Regions from separate parts of the Homo sapiens genome. Here region 2 is linked to region 1. Evidence: chromatin loops called from intact Hi-C (ENCODE). Cell type or tissue: OCI-LY7. All regions are shown on one strand. Links, peaks and the distances in the headings refer to the core of each region. The heading gives the core; the rest is flanking DNA.

Region 1 (8,340 bases), core at 295-8,294:
ATGCTGCCCAATCCTGGGCAAGGAACTTATCCTTTGGCACCACAGTTCCAAAATGTGAAAGGCATCAGTAAAATGTGAGTTATGCATAGAAGATACATTGTTACAAATGCCTAGCCCATAGGATTCAGTAAGTGTTGCATGTTATTATTATTTTATATATACAATTATCCCTCTCTCCCAGTAGACTAAGAACCAGTGAAATTAAGGACTGTTTTGCTCACCTGGAACAGGACTTGGCCGAATCGATACTGATGGATGCATAGATAACAGTGATCTGAAAGCATTCTTGTAATTATTAAACATGCATAATTTCAGATGTATCCACATGCTTTTTTCATTTAAAAAATGTTATTGAGGTATAATTGATATAAACACTGCACATATTTAAAATGTACAATTTGATAAGCTTTGAAAATCATCACCACATTAAGAGAGTGAATCCTTTATAATCCCTTCTTCTAGCACCCCTACCCCACCCCAGGCAACCACTGATTAGCTTCCTGTCACAATGGATTAGTCTCTATTATCTAGAATTTTATATAAGTGGACTCTTCAGTATGTAATCGCTTTTGTCTGCCTTCTTTCATTCAGGCTATTTATTTTGAGTTTCATTCATTCTATTAGGTGTAGCAATATTTTGTTCCTTTCTACCTTTGAGTGGCATTATGTTGTATGGATATACCATAGTTTGATTATCTGTTGATAGACATTTGTGCTGTTTCTAGGATTTGGCTATTATTTAACAAGACTGCTAAGAACATTCATGGATGTGCCTTTGTATAGATATAAGTTTTCTTTCCTCTTGGGTAAATACTTAGTAGTGGAACGGTTGGACCATATAATAGGTCCAAGTTTAATTTTTTTAAAAACTACCACACTGCTTTCCAAAGAGATTGTAACATCTTACTTTCCACCTAGCAGTATATGAGATCTCCAGTTCCTCTACATCTTTGGTAATACTTGATGTAGTCAGTCCATTTAATTTTTCATTCTAACAGGTACGAAGCAGTACCTCACTGTGGCTTACTGTGGCTTTTCTTTGCATTTCTCTACTGGCTAATTGATGTTGAACATCTTTTCCATGTGCTTATTTGTCATCTGCATATCTTGTTTGAAAAATTGTTCCTATCTTCAGCCAATTGTTTAAATGAGTTATTTTCTTACTGTTGAGGTTTTAGAATTCTTTATGTAGTCTGCTTAGAGGTTCTTTATCAGGTATGTGTTTTGCAAATATTTGCTCCCAGTCTTTGGATTCTCTTTTCATACTCTTATATAAGAGCCAATTTTTTTATTTTGATGAAGTTTAGTTTATGAATCAATTTTTAATGGATCAAGCTTTAGTGATATATCAAAGAAATCTTTGACTAACTCAAGATCACAAAGATTTCCACCTGTTTTCCTCCAGAATTGTTACAGTTTTGAGTTCTACATTTAGGCATATATTTCATTTTGAAGAGTTTCCATTGGTAGAATGTGTCTCAAAGTTCACCAATCTTGGTGATATCATTCATCTGTGTCCCCACTCAAATCTCATCTTGAATTGTAGCTCCCACAATTCCCGCATGTTGTGGGAGGGATCTGGTGGGAGGTGATTGAATTATGGGGGTGGTTCTTCCCTGTGCTGTTCTCATGATAGTGAATGAGTCTCCTGAAATCTGATGGTTTTAAAAACAGGAGTTTCCCTGCACAAGCTTTCTCTTTGCCTGCTGCCATCCATGTAAGATGTGACTTGCTCCTCCTTGCTTTCCGCCATGATTGTGAGGCCTCCCCAGCATGTGGAACTGTAAGTCCATTAAACCTCTTTTTCTTCCCAGTCTCAGGTATGTCTCTATCAGCAGCATGAAAATGGACTAATACACTTTGTTTCTCATTTTCTCTACCATATTGAACTATGTTTGTATAATGTGAGGGTAAATAAACATGAGTTTCAGGAATAAAAGGGATCAAAAACTTGAATTCCCTCATATTTGTGTTTAAGATCCTATCACAGGACATGGAATCTTAGAAAGTGAGCCAACACAGGAAAAGTAATGGAAAGTTCTAGAGTAAGCCTTATTCAAAAGACTTAGCCAACAAACAGATCAGAGTAGGTGGAAAGAGAAACAAGGGTTAGGAGGCTTTCAGGAGAAAGAAGAGTGAAAAGAGGGAGGGAGAGTGCAAACAGATACTTAGATGTGTTTGATTATTTGAAAGACTTTACAAAGCATTTGACAAGTTTTGATCTCAAAAAAAGTTTAAAGACATACATAAAAATAAGCAAATAAAAAATTGTATAATTATTAACTTCAGGAAAAACAAAAAGTTGTACAAGAAATGAAATCTAATAATACATGACATGGCTTGACAATAAAAATAATTTACCTACTCATAAAAACATAAAAACTGTCAGATAATTAACTGAAAATATAATTCAATTGAATGAATGAGTTAGTCACGGGAAGAGTTGTAGACAAGCTAAATCCTCAACTACCATTAAAGAAATGTAAGAGATATTGACTCAAACTAAATACTCAACACTATAAGCACATTTCTTAGAAATATGGAGGTCACCACCTGAAGTTAACAGCTAGAAAAATTTGAAGTGATTGCTTCTGGGCATAGAAGGGTAGGGAGTGGGTGTCCAGTGGGAGGGCTAAACCCAGGGACTCCACGTAGAGTGGAGAAATGAATAGATGGAAAGTGTTGTTGTTGTTGAATTATGAACATATATTACTTTGTTTTCAAATATTGATTTTTAAAAATGCAAGAAGTTACTCTTTAAAGTCTTATTAGTGAGTCTCATAAATAGAGCCTTTGACTAAAGAAAATCAGCAGGACAATATGGCTATCCTGGGAGAGAGAACCTAAGTAGTGTCTGCTGTCTTCTCTGTGTTATGAGAACATCTCTCACATTCCATTTCCTCTCTTAGCCCCTTTTGACTTCTCTTCCCATCTTTGCAATCTTCGCCACCCTAAGGGTCCCTGAAAGGTCACTGTACTCTAAAATTGGAATAAATCATTGCTTTCAAAGGGAAATAATCAAATGCAAGAGGGAAGGGAGTGGTGGTTCCAGATTCTACTCAAAATCCAACCACAGTTTATCCTAAATGGTGTCAGCCAGCAATAGGCTTTGTGCTGCTGCCGACAAATGCGGTTCTCTTAGGACTACTGGGTGATAGTGACAGTGATGTTGCTGTGGTCTTCTCTGGCCATTCTGTCAGAGGAAGGGGTGTTGTTGGTAAAAAAACAGCCCAGCTCAGACAATGCAGCAGCTGCCTTGACTAAGAATAGAATCTGTGTTTGATTTGAATTAGCCATTTGAAACAAGAGCAAAACAGCTCTGAAAGTAGTACCATCTGTTTTCCTTTAAGGCTGGGTCATAAATAACAAGATGAAAATATATTTCCTGTTCTGCATTTGTGACCTGAACTGCCTTCCACTGTGCTGTCACTGACCACTTCTGCTGTAAATGCACATGACATTAATTGGGCAGCTGTTGGCTATGAGGTGTGTAGACTTTGTTGTTGCTTTGTTTTGTCTTGTTTCCTAATCTCTATACTTATCAGGAGCTCCTTTATTTCACCTCTCACATGTTAAGCAAAAAAAAAAAAAAAAAGGAAAACAAAAAAACATAAAGAAGTTATTCTTTGTATATTTTTTAAAAAACAACTCACACTCCAAATAGCGAAGTGATCAAAGAGTGTAAAACTGTGGCTGACAATTCCTGCATGGTAGAAGGATATCTTCCAAGTCAAGGTCAAAATGAATTAAGAGGTAAGGGAGAAGACAGGGAGATTATACAGCATTATTCACCAGGCTGGACTTCCTAATCCCCATAATATAAGAATGCAGAGAAGAAAGAAGCATCAAGAACAGAGAGAAGATTCCACAAAAGCACAATTGTTCCTCCCATGGAGATCAGGACTCTGTCCTTGAGTCCTTCCAAGCTGGGCTCTGCACCAACTGTAAACTGTGATTGACCAGCACTTTCCTTAGTTATCTTTTTAACTGTCGTTCATACTGAAACAACTCTGGTTTTGTTTCCTCGATAACTCAAAGGGGAAAGGCTATGATGGCTGGTAGGCCATCCCCTTTTTAATGCTCAGCTTGGCTAGTTGCCAACATAGTCTACGAGGCATTTCAGATGACAGACATGCAAACATGAAACGCACCATAAAGGGCTGGGGTCTGTGCAGGTTTTAGATCAGCCAACCATGAAGGAAGCTGCACTTAACAGTGAATGTCTCCAGGTTATAATAACATGTTCTTTTAAGAAACAGTGTGGAGGGTAAGGGGAGGGAGAGCATTAGGACAAATATCTAATGTATGCGGGGCTTAAAACCTAGATGATGGCTTGATAGGTACAGCAAACCACTATGGCACATGTATAGTTATGTAACAAACCTGAACACTCTGCACATGTATCCCGGAACTTAAAGTAAAATTAAAAAAATAAATAAAATAAAATAAAAAGAAACAATGTAGAGCCAAAGACAGACAAACAGAAGTGTTATGAGGCACATCCAGACGTTAAGAAAGGTGTTGCCTTGGAGACCTGGTACAAATGCCGGGTCCTCGGGATGACGCTGCACACTTGACAACATGGAGCCCAAGCACAGCAGGGACCACACAATCATCGGCTGAGAGATCGTAATAGAGAAACAAGGTTGGGGAGGACCTGGTAACACCATGCTTGGACAAACACAAAAGACTCCTGATGAGTTTTCCTGCCTACAGGCTCTGCCTATCCAGACCACTCTGGACCATGTTGACAGATTAATCTGTCTTTTAAAAAATGCTGTCAAGACAACAACTACAAAAAATCCAACCACCTCCATTCATTTCCTGTTTCTTCAAAATCATCCTTTCCTCCCAGTTTGTCCCCAGACCACCCCTTTAGCTGGTCTCCCATGGCTCACCACACTTCTGCGTTTGCTCCTTCCAAAGCCTCTGCTTATAATACACAACTCTTGCCCCATTTCCATCGACTACATGAGGCCTCCCACCCATCCTTCAAGGCAGGATCTTACCTCACTTTTCCCAGAGTTTGCTCCACCACTCCAGCCATGGGAGCTCCATGGACGAACAAAAAAAGATCAAATATGCTTTGGAATCACCACATATGGACTCTTCCTTTTGGAGAGTTATTATGTAATTGTCACAGAAGGCTCTGAGAAGTCACACAGTGAAGAAACCTTTTGAATCTTTCTGGCTTGTGGTAGCTAAACATATTTGACCCCAGGACCGTGTGAATCATAACAAACTAGGGGCTTTTTTTTTTTTTAAGAAACCACTCAGGAAAGCACTGACTGAAACCCACCTCTTTCAGGAAATCACTCCTGAACACTCCATCCCATCACTCTAGCCCTGCTGAACTTAAGACATAGTGATTGTTCGCACTTCTGCTTCAGTACGTGAAATGTCTGGCCATCTTCTTATATATGTATGTCAAAATGATATTAATAGTAATCATAATAGATACAATTTAATAAGAACTAGTTACTTTCCAGGAATGAAACCTAGAAGTCATTTAACCAATGGTTATTCTTTACTACAAGGTCAAAGTAATTTCTCTATGCTGAATTTTCCTTTGTGTTGAGTTAAGAGAGTAGGATAGTAAGAGCCATGTGCCCTTCCTATTCACCTTTTGTCTGGTTTGGTTTCATTTCAACATAAAAACTAAGTCTTATATCATTGGTAAAAGAAAAAGTACAAAGTTATATGCAATGGTTACTTTTTAAGATAAAGGAAAAATGAGAATTAAGAAAAGGACTTCAAAGTTAATTTACCAAAATCCAACTACATCCTTGACATGTGCTGACCTCAATAATGCATTAATTACAAAAGGATTAACACTTTTCTCCATTGTAACAATGTAGTCCTCTGTCAATGGAAGGTGATAACAATATTTGCATTCATCCATTAGCATAGGATTCATAGATTATGAGAAAGGTCTTAACACTCTTCCTAAATGAAGTCAAGCATCCAGTGAAGGGACAGAGCTTCTTTCATAGTCTAAGAAGAAGAAACATTTTCAAACACTCAGCAACATCTTGCTCCCTGCTCTGCCCAAAGCTGCTAGGGGTGCTAGGAATGTGCTGACTGGCAGTATTTAACCTGTTTGCATGTAACTGGCTACACTGCATCAGCAACTCATTCTGATGATACTGTACAAGACACTATTTTCTGCATTATACACTCAGCCTTCCCTTTTTCTGCTGCCCACTCAGATAACTGTCAAATTTCAGATTGGATGCAATGGCTCAGTGAGAGAGATAGAAATAAACGCTATTTCTTCCCTGAATGATTCAACATGTTGCAAGCATGTTGGACTGGAGAATACCATTAGCATGGTAAATTTTAGTTATAAACATTTAGAGTTATTTTTTTCTTAACTAAATTCCAACACCAACTCTACTACTGTCTATGCCTTGAAATAGGATTTTGTACTTTTTGTGGAATGACATGACTCTTTAAAAAATGTAGTAAATATAAGGATATTTGGGCCAGGGAAAGAAAAAAGGATTTATGAATAGTATACACACCCTCAGGGGAATTTTTCTTACTCTTTCAAGTTTGTCCTCTCCTCTAGGTCAAGTCAGTAACACTGCCAAAGTCTTTAGAGGCATAAGAAAGCCTTTCACATGCTTATAACCTTGAAAGATGAATAGAAGAATATCTAAGAACTTCCCTTAAAGGTTCATTGTTTTTTCTCTATGAAAAGGATATTTGGTTGAAAATAAAAGAGTTAATAAAAGTGCCAAATTCTACCACATTTCTACCACTATTTAAACTAGTTACTTTATCGTACACACACTTCCTGAGGTTTGAGCTCTTAGGCAACGTGAAAGGACGTGGTGGCATCATTTGATAGGCTTGGTTTGGTAGGCAGAGTACTCAGCTGACTCCCATAATTTTTGTCTCTTTGTGTCCCTTTTGCCCATGATTATGTTCTATTGCATGGCAAAAGACATTGTGTAAATGTAATTAAGGTCACTAATCAGCTGACCTTGAATTAATCAAAGGAAAGGTTATCTGAGAGAGCCTCAGCTAATCATATGAGAACTTTACAAGCAGAGAGTTTTCACCAGCTGGTGGCAGAAGAGGAAGGCAGAGATTCAAAGAGTTACATGGGATTCAACATGAATGAAGTCCTCTGTTGCGGAGATAAGAGAACCATGCATAAGGACTTCAGTGTGTGCACTGGGAGCTGAGAGTGTCCCTTGGCCAACAGCAGGCAAGAAAATAAAGACTTCAATTCTACAATCAAAAGGACCTGAATTCTGACAACAATCTGGATGAGCTTAGAAGGGAATTTTTTTCCAGAACCTCCAGGTTAATTCCAAACCCCTTGATTTTGGTCCTGTGAGACCCTAAACAGGGGACCCAGTTGTGTCTACCCAGATTTTTGATCTACAGACCTATGAGATGATAAATGGGTATTGTTTTCGGCTGTTAAATTTGTGGTACTTTGTTCCACAGCAATAGAAAATGAATCCACTTGATATTAATTGAGAACTGGTCTCCAAACTTTTTCCACTATTCTCCTGCTCAAAGTCTCCCTTTCAACCAAATTGTATTTAATGGCTCCTAAATATACCTTTTGCTTTCTCCTATTCTGTATTTACGCACATTATTTCACCATTCTGGAAGGCCCGTTTTCTGTTTAATCAACATCTTTGAGACCAACTCAGATGTCATGAATGAAAGGATCCTAATACAGCCTGCAGTTCTCTCTCCAAAATCGAGTACTCTTCACCTGTATAATCTGTTGTCAATTAATCATGTCCCACTTTATGGTACATTTTCTATGTGGTCTGTATCCTTATTTTATTACTACCTAGTTTTTGTTAATTAGTGAGGATCTTGAAAGCAAGGGCTCCTAATTTTTATGCCTCACTCTACCCTTTATATACCTTGCACATCACAGGCACCCAATAAATATTTGTTCAATTGTTTTGTTCTAAAGTATCTCTCTTCAATGTTAATGAGATTAAATGACACCAAAAGTCCAAAGAAAACCTTATTAGCCAAGCAGTAGGAATCTCAGCAGTGACCTGCCCCACATTCTGCGTGGCCTTTAACTATCGTGAACCCTAAACACACTTAAACTGTCAAAATTAAAAATGTAACTGCAAAAACAAGATAATCACAGAAAATAATTTTTGCCAATTGATTTGTGCGACTTTCAATGACATTGTAAGCACCCAACTATTCCCTGAGCTGCCAATTTGCCTAGGAAGGGATGTTCTCCACAGACTGTATTTACAAAGAATACACCATTCACAGGAATGTGCAGGAGAGGAAAAGCACCAGAGAAAATACAAAGAGTTTTGAACGAAATGCTGTTAACAATTAAGA
Region 2 (8,340 bases), core at 172-8,171, 94 kb before region 1:
TTTTCAGGAAAAAAAATTTAAGTCACACTCATGGCCAAGAGTGTATTGATAGGTATTTTAACATCCCAAGATAGTAAAAGCAGTAGCTGTTTTTTCTTAAGAAGGAAGGTTTAAACATATATTATCCTTGGTGAGATGAAGCTCAGAGACCAGATTCACTTTGTGCCATTTTCTGGTACTACTCTAGACTCAAATCAATTCCAACAGTAATGCGCTAACGAGTAGCAGGGTGGTTGCTTTTAAAGTTATTTTCCATGGCAAATTGCAATGGGGGTTTATAAGTGCCAAAGATAAAAATTGACTCAAAGATTACTGGCTGTTAATTTTTGTCAATTAATAATCAGTGGGAACCATTAGAATTAGTATAGTAGAATTAGCAACATCTCTTTTCAACGGGTTCAAGTTTAAATAAAAAGAAGACTAAATTCCACATGATAGAACAGACCCTGCCTTATTTGACCCTTGCTTGATTTTTCAGCCTTATCTCCTGACAACTCTGCTATGATCCCCACCCAGCATTTCCTGAATAGACATCCTTTCAAACATCCATATTCATTGCATGTGCTGTTTCCTGTAGCTGGAGGGCTTTACCCTAGGCTAAACCTGACTGCTCAATTTAACAAACTCCTACTTACCCTTTTAGCCAGAGTTAAAATGTTACCTCTTATATTAAAGCTTCTTCAAATACACTGTCCTAGTGGGCCCATGGGATTGGACGTGTACTCCTCCTACAAAGCATTTATTCCATTGTTTGTATAGTGATCAGAGGTAGTCACATTTGTCTCCCACAGCAAATTGTGAGCAAGACAAATATTTTCAGATTTGTACCCCCAGGGTGCCTGGAACAGTGTGTAGTTCTTTGTGGGAGCTCAATGAACATTGGATAAATGGAGGAAGGAAGGAGGTGTGAATGGAGTGAATAAGTAAATTGATTAAGTAACAGACAAATAAAATCCAGACTTGGGTAGGGTTCTCCAGCAGGCAGGAGCTCACCTACAAACCAAAGGTGAGCTTTGTTTGAAATGAAGGCAAAAATACAATGCTGTCTCCTACGTAGTGGAAATAATACTCCTGAAACTCTCAAGGAAGCAGAGTCTAACACGCCCATGAAAAGTACATCTCACTACACAAGTCCTTCTCCTCTGCCAGAAATGGGCCTTTCTGGACTAACCCTTTTCCATTTCTGACCATGACTTTTGGTATAACCCCTGAACAATAACGTGTGCCACCTGATCGGACTTTAGCTTACAATTTCCAAACTTCTCTTTTCTTATAATTTGGTTTAAAAGCTCTACGCAGATCTTTTTTTTTTCTTTTTCTAGTTTTTATTCTAGAGCATTCTATATGGTTTCTCAGCCATATGCTCTGTCATGGAGCTTCATAGACAAAGTAAAGCGGTGTGTAGAGTCCTATTTTTTATAAGCTAAGTTGTGAATCCTCTTCAATTTTAAAAAATTCACCTGATTCAAATTTCCACTGCCTCAAGTTTACAAGATTGACTCTTCCTTGGTCAATCCTATTATACAAACTAACACAGTAATCCAATCATTGCTTCTGTAGCCATGGTGATGGCCATGGCTCCCATAGTCACCTCTGAGAGAATGGGTCCTGGATCAATAGTGTCAGCTCTGGACTCTTCCTAAAACCCTAATTTTATGTGTCTAACAGGCAACTAGACATATCTACCAAGATGACTAGGTGGAACTTTAAAATGGGATTCTTCCGCAAAGCAAACACATCTTCCCCTAAAGAGTTCTCCCGCCATTTAGTTGTTATTTGCACATCACCTTCCTTAGCCATGTGTGCTGAACACCACCAGTGTTCTTTGCTTTTTTTCTCTACCAAAGTCTGACTCATCCATCCTCAGATCCTGACGACTGTGCCTTTGTTATCCCTGGCTGAAATGTTACTTGGGAAGCCATGTTCAGTTACAATGCACCTCCCAAATGTCCTCCTTCTCATCTCTCCTAGTCTTTCTATAACACCTACAGGACTTCCACATATTGCTCCCATGGTGATTTCCTACCATCCTACTGCAAGCTTTTTAAATAACTCTGTGTTTGTTTCCTACCTCTAGTCTTTTACACATTGCTAGAATTTAGATGTGATTAGTAAAAATGTGTGTCTCTAATATTAAATCACAGCCTTGTTTACTGCACTCTTTTCCAAGTTCACACTAAGTAGGACTTCTTGCTTGGATGATTGCATCTTCTGTCCTAGCTCTTCTCCCTGACTCTAAATCTGTTATTTTATCTAATCCATTACACACTACATTAATTTTCCTGTTATTTCATCTTGTCCAAAAACCCTTAATGGCTCCTTCTCGCCTAATGAAGTAAGGAAATCTCCTTTGCCTAGCATTTGGGGCACTTTAAAATTTTAGACCCAACCTGTCTTTCTATCTTCTTCTCCTACTGCCCTCCTAATTTTCCTTTGCTTGCTCTTAACCGGAACACGGCTCTATCATTCTTAGGTTATGCTTTTCACAACTTCTATCACCTTCTTGGTCCCCAGTAAAATTCCTGGGAGAGAAGGACATGGGGCAGAGTGGGTCCTGGGAGCTGACCCAGGGCATGCCTTGTAGGGCAGCAGGGTCCTAGGATGCACCCAGGGCTTAAAGTCCTGGCAAGCACCCCATTCCTCAGGTTGGGCCACTTGGGCAAATAGCACAACCTTCCAATCCCTCATTTCTTCATCCCTAAAAAGAGCATAAGAACCTTGTTCAAAAAGTTATTTAGAAGACGAATGGTAAAAATGCAAATACTGAAATTATTGTCACAAAATAACTATAGTTGAGGATTTACCCCCCTACTCTTAGATTAAGTACTCTGGATAAGACAAAATTGGGGCAAGAGAAGTTCTGAAGATGAAACCTCTCTCCAATCTGAGGCATCTCCTTTATTAAGTCATTACAATTTTAAAACTGCTCAAATGCCTTTCAGATGAGGAAAACAGTGAAAACTATTCAGTTGTTAAGCAAGGGACTATCTTTTTAAGGAAATAAAAGTTTATGCCTTTCCTTTTCCTTTGGAACTCATTTTCTTGGTGATTTAATTTAACATTTAAAGAATTTGATTTAGCTTAATTTGGGGCACTTCTAACCTTCTCTTTCTCTTTCTTTCTTCCTGGCCCAGATCAAGGGATCAATTTCTGTCTCCTGAAATGTGGGAGTGGTTTCCTCTGAAGCCATTTAGAAGCTATAAGTGAAAAGCAGAACGGGTCTAAATAATTGCTAATGTTACTGCCAGAGCAGGTGCATCTCAACAAGGTGTGTAGTCGTCCAGAACCCTCAAACACCCATTTTAACTGATTGCAGCCACAGATGCTCCTACATACCCAGCACCCTCTGCTTGCTTCAGCTCTGAAGTAGAAGGGAGCTTTCACTCTCAGGGTGAAATCTTGTTTGGACTTTTTTTTTTTTTTTTTTTTGAGACAGAGTTTCACTCTTGTCTCCTAGGCTGGAGTGCAGTGGCGTGATCTCAGCTCACTGCAAACTCCCCACCATGCAGTTTCAAGTTATTCTCCTGCCTCAGCCTCTCAAGTAGCTGGGATTATAGGTGCACGCCACCACGCCTGGCTAATTTTGTATTTCTAGTAGAGATGGGGTTTCACTATGTTGGCCAGGCTGGTCTTGAACTTCTGATCTCAGGTGATCTGCCCACCTCAGCCTCCCAAAGTTTGGGATTACAGGCGTGAGCCACCACATCCAGCCTGGAGTCTCTTTCTGAATAGGATGGGTCCAAAGTAACTGGGAGCTAGTCAACCCACCCAAACAGGGAAAATTCCGAGATGGAGCAAGTCAGGCTTTCAGCTGTACCAGGCTGTGTATACTGTTTATTTTTGCCACTGTATTCCCTGCACATTGAACATAGTAGATGCTCAGTAAATATTTGATGAGTGAATAAATATAGTAGAGAGCTCTGAAAATTCAGATTTTATTCCACTTACTACATATCTAAGGACATGTGGTAAACAAACTATATTTTTGTTTATACATATATGTGTGTGTGTGTGTGTGTGTGTGTGTGTGTGTATGTATATATATATATGTAGATAAAGATTTGAGGCCGGGCGCGGTGGCTCACGCCTGTAATCCCAGCACTTTGGGAGGCCGAGGCGGGCGGATCACGAGGTCAGGAGATCGAGACCATCCCCGCTAAAACGGTGAAACCCCGTCTCTACTAAAAATACAAAAAATTAGCCGGGCGTAGTGGCGGGCGCCTGTAGTCCCAGCTACTTGGGAGGCTGAGGCAGGAGAATGGCGTGAACCCGGGAGGCGGAGCTTGCAGTGAGCTGAGATCCCGCCACTGCACTCCAGCCTGGGCGACAGAGCGAGACTCCGTCTCAAAAAAAAAAAAAAAAAAAAAAAAAAGATTTGAATGTCATTTTGAGAAACAGTAAAATGCATGAAAAATAGCAGGCTTTCACCAAAACAATCTAGGAATGTTGTGAAAAAACAACCATGAATTTAACCCTAAATCAATGTACTAACAGGTTTCAGGACACGATACCCCTAAATATGGCACATTGGCATTTGTGGAAACAGTAGAATGAAGGTCACACTCACCTCCTTGCCCTTCTCCCCTTAAGCAGGCCATAAAACACTCATTCAAGAGGTGCCCTCCCCACACCTGGAGGAAAGGAACATCCTTATCTCTGAAGACACGGAGGCACAGAGAAATCTGAACAAACAGGCCTAAGTTTCATCCAGTTTATTTCCACTACATCATATCCTTTCGTCTTCCAATCACATTTCTTCATGACTGTCCACTCTTCAAAACTAAGCATAAAAATACACAGTTTACCTGTTTCTTTGGACCTTCATTTTCTTATAGAGGCTCCCCTGGCACATAAAACTTATTAAATTAATGCACATGTTTTCTCTTGTTAATCTGTCTTTTGTTGTAGAGTCTTCAGCTATGAACCTAGTGATGGGTGAGGAAATATATTTTTCTTTCCCCTGCGGTATGAAATGAATGCATGGCAACAAATGAAAAAAATTACTAAAATTATCCAACAGTATTCTTTGTTGTTTTTTAATAATTATTTAACATTTGCTTACACAATTATTACAAAATGCACAGACCAGTAAGTTCTATTTTATTTTTCACACCTGTAGGAAATACGCTGTTTTTCATTCACTTATCCACTTTTTTTTCAGTAAAAAATTATTACACGCTAGCTAAGACCTTGGGCACTATGCTAGGTAATTAATGAGAAAATTAAATATACTTCTGCCCTCAGAGACATTATAGTTTCATAGAGGAAGCAGGTACCTGCATAGGTAATTATAATACAGTGGGTTAAGTACAATGATGGATGCAACAACAGTCTGCAATGGTAGCACATAAGCATAGTACCTGGTCTACAGTCAAAGAGCAGGAAAAAAAAATCTCTAGGGAGATGAATCTTCACTCAATCTTGAAATTCAAATAAAACCAAACTGAAGAAATAAGTTGGAAAGAGAATGAGTCAGGTAGAGGAACAGTTCAGTGCAAAAGCCTAGAGACAAATATACCCTCGTAAGAAACTAAGGGACATGTATGGCTCGGCAAAGATTCCATCACGTGCTCTAAGCATGACATACCTGTCACCACTCCCCCTTTCCGTGTCCATGGCAGACATGGCTAACTGATCACAGCATTCCCACAGAACTCAGATGCCTCCCCAAGTCCTTTTAGCATGGCACTCTAGGAAGTCAATTTCAGTCCATCAGAATGCAAGATGAAATGTCCTTGCCATCTTTGCTATAGATGATGGGAAGTCTTTGAAGGTTATAAATAGGGGAAGGACAGTAGCCTGATTTGTGATTTAAAAGATTCCTGTGGTAGAACTGTAGATAGTGGATTTGGGAGGGAGTCGAAACAAAAATGAAAGGCTGCTTTTATATCTTATATATGAATCATTATAGGACATAAATTCTTCTCACAGCCTGTATTCAAAAGGGAATTAAAAAGCAACTGGGATAGAGCCCATTTAGCTCTATAAGGTCTGAGCTAGCACTGTGTTTGGCCCTATCATTAACAGAAATTCCAAAGAGAAAAAAAATTCAGAGTCTTCCCTCAGAAATTTCCCCATCTCAGCTATGCTAACATTTGCTCCTGGAGGATGAAGGTGCTAGAGTTTCTTTAGGAAAAAAAAAAAGTCATCTCATAATGAATGCTACCACCTTACTAAAGAGGAAAGAATGTTATTTGTAGTTGCTGTTTTACCATCAGAGTTGAGTTCTAGAAACTTCAACAAAAAAAAAAAACTCAACAGGAAGGGAATAATAATTTAGTTTGGTCTACACTGCTTTTGCAGTCAGAGCGGTCAGTGACTTTCAAAATAACCACAGCTGGGCTTGTTGAATTAAAAGAGTGAAACTTTTTTTCCACTTTTTTTTTTATCCCAACAGAACTGCCACTTGTCAGTCGATTTGTTTTTAATTCCCAGGTCTCCCTGGTTTGTTTGTAGCTACTGTGTTTTTTCTTTCTAAGTGCATGAGGAGGGTTATAGTTTTGATAATCCATGTCCCCCAAAGGCTCCGGGGATATAGGGAAACAGCTAAGTTGAGAGGGAATCTATCAGGAGGAGAAAACACCAGATAGGAAGGTTTGTTCTCATCACACAAGTGAGGTTTTCACATGAGTACTGGGGGTGACAAATCAAGAGGAGGGAATCAGATATTAGACACCAGGCATTTAGCAGGAGGAGAAAGGAAGAGGAGATTTCTCAAGTCAATTTCGTATTTGGGTAGAAATCTGCAGGCTTGAGGCACCTATCACTGCTATGTCTAGACTGGTGGACAGACACCAGCCAGGAGAGGGGAAGAAGGTGGGTGAGAGGTGGGCAGCAGCAGGCATCATGAGGAGGGGAAATTCTTTTCCCAAAGGACTCCACACCAAAAAAGTGCAACCAGAACAAAGAGTTGTGCTGTTTCCATTGAGAGAGAGATGATTCTTTGAAGGTGACAGAGCAGGTTGAGTCAGGGAACTCTGACCCCGACCCTCCATGGTGTACCCTCGGTAACTAAAATACCTTTCCATACCACTCTATTTTCTATGTGTTTTTTTCATTTGTTTGGAGGAGATACTGTGAGAGAAACTGAGGAATACTATTAAGAATTTTAAGCTTCTATTTTATGCTTTAGTCTAGAAAGGATTTAAGAAAAATTTTAATGGTAAATGTACCTCCCAAACAAGTCTATCAAAACTTAGGAAGTATTTTTTGTTTTGTTTTGTTTTTTGCTTTCCACACCCCAAAACAAATTCTTTTGATGGACACTTATTTTAGTCTGCTCTTTCTCTCTCAAAAAAACAGCTGTTACAGTCCAGAGACCAAGGCTTCCTGACTTGTGGAGTAAATGGAGGAGGAGTCTGTTGTCATGTAAATTACGCCTTTGGTCTTCCACCAAGACAGTCTCCACACAGTGATTTGTTTTGTGAGTACATCAACAAACAAGCAAGGTCTAGCATAAAGAGCAAACCAGTCCTTTACTCTCCATCAGAGATGAGTCTACCTGAGATTGGTATGATGGGATTCCCTTTGATCTCTAATCTCTCTCTCTCTACTCAGCACGAATCCCCACCAAATACTCTGTGATTCTACTTCACCCTCCCCACAGAAGGATGCTAAACAATGATTCATATCATTAAGATGGTCCAGAGTGAAGATTTCACAGGATAAATTTTTTTTTTCTTAATATGAATCACCTCTCCTTAAAAACCTTGATCCAGTATTTTATGTCCACAAAATGACTACTCTTTCTGTAGCCTTACTAAAGCCTGTCTTCCCAGATGGAAGGAAGGAAAGAAGGAGAGTCAGGAAGATACACCAACCCTGCCCAGGAGCTCTATTTTCTAATTGTGCAATATTGCTATTTCTCTTCATTTCTACACCCAGAGGCACAGGCAGTAAGGCAGGTAGGATTTTGTTTTGGCTTGTTCTTGATGGTTTCTGTTTTGACAAGATGTCTGTAAAGACCTGCCAGCCCAGCTATAAAAAATTTTGTCTGGATTGAAACTTGGCATTTATAGTTGCAGTCTCAGGCAAGTCTTTTTTTTTTTTTTTAACTCTATTTGGATTAAATCTGTTAAGACTCTTAAATAAGTGTAAATATCCATTTCAAGAGCTTTATGAGTTCCTTGATATTCTGTGTCCTACTATGTGAAGAAGAGATTCAAATCTCTAAGAGAGAAAAGCCACCAGTCTATGATTAACGTTTCTTCCTAAGGCATGTGGGTGAATGTATTTACGTAGACAATATATTCGTCCATGTATTGCCCATGGACATTCAAATAATGAAATAAATGTTCAGCAAACTCCTGGCCCCCATCTCCATCCCCATTGGGAACCTGA

What was found. A loop is a pair of places that touch in the nucleus more often than their neighbours do. Peaks named below come from ENCODE experiments on the same cell type or tissue, not always from the same donor. Only the 100,000 strongest peaks of a DNase experiment are listed, where the experiment ranks them.
Region 2: a loop joins it to region 1, with 8 times the contacts of the local background. A loop is called at or near these places in 3 of 110 quality-filtered maps.

The regions. Positions count from the first base shown.
Region 1 is chr6:156,276,208-156,284,547 of GRCh38, forward strand. All of the region lies in intron 2 of LOC101928923 (a long non-coding RNA gene), which reads right to left. Among named protein-coding and RNA genes, the nearest start is that of SNORD28B, 98 kb to the right of the region's middle. In OCI-LY7, for the core only: a CTCF peak has its summit at 7,065 (motif pointing right); DNase peaks (open chromatin) are centred at 3,294, 4,114, 4,574, 7,074 and 1 weaker place; H3K4me3 peaks cover 2,905 bases; H3K27ac peaks cover 5,559 bases.
Region 2 is chr6:156,182,014-156,190,353 of GRCh38, forward strand. All of the region lies in intron 3 of LOC101928923 (a long non-coding RNA gene), which reads right to left. Among named protein-coding and RNA genes, the nearest start is that of SNORD28B, 190 kb to the right of the region's middle. In OCI-LY7, for the core only: no CTCF peak of the experiment used is centred there; a DNase peak (open chromatin) is centred at 3,298; H3K4me3 peaks cover 360 bases; H3K27ac peaks cover 1,569 bases.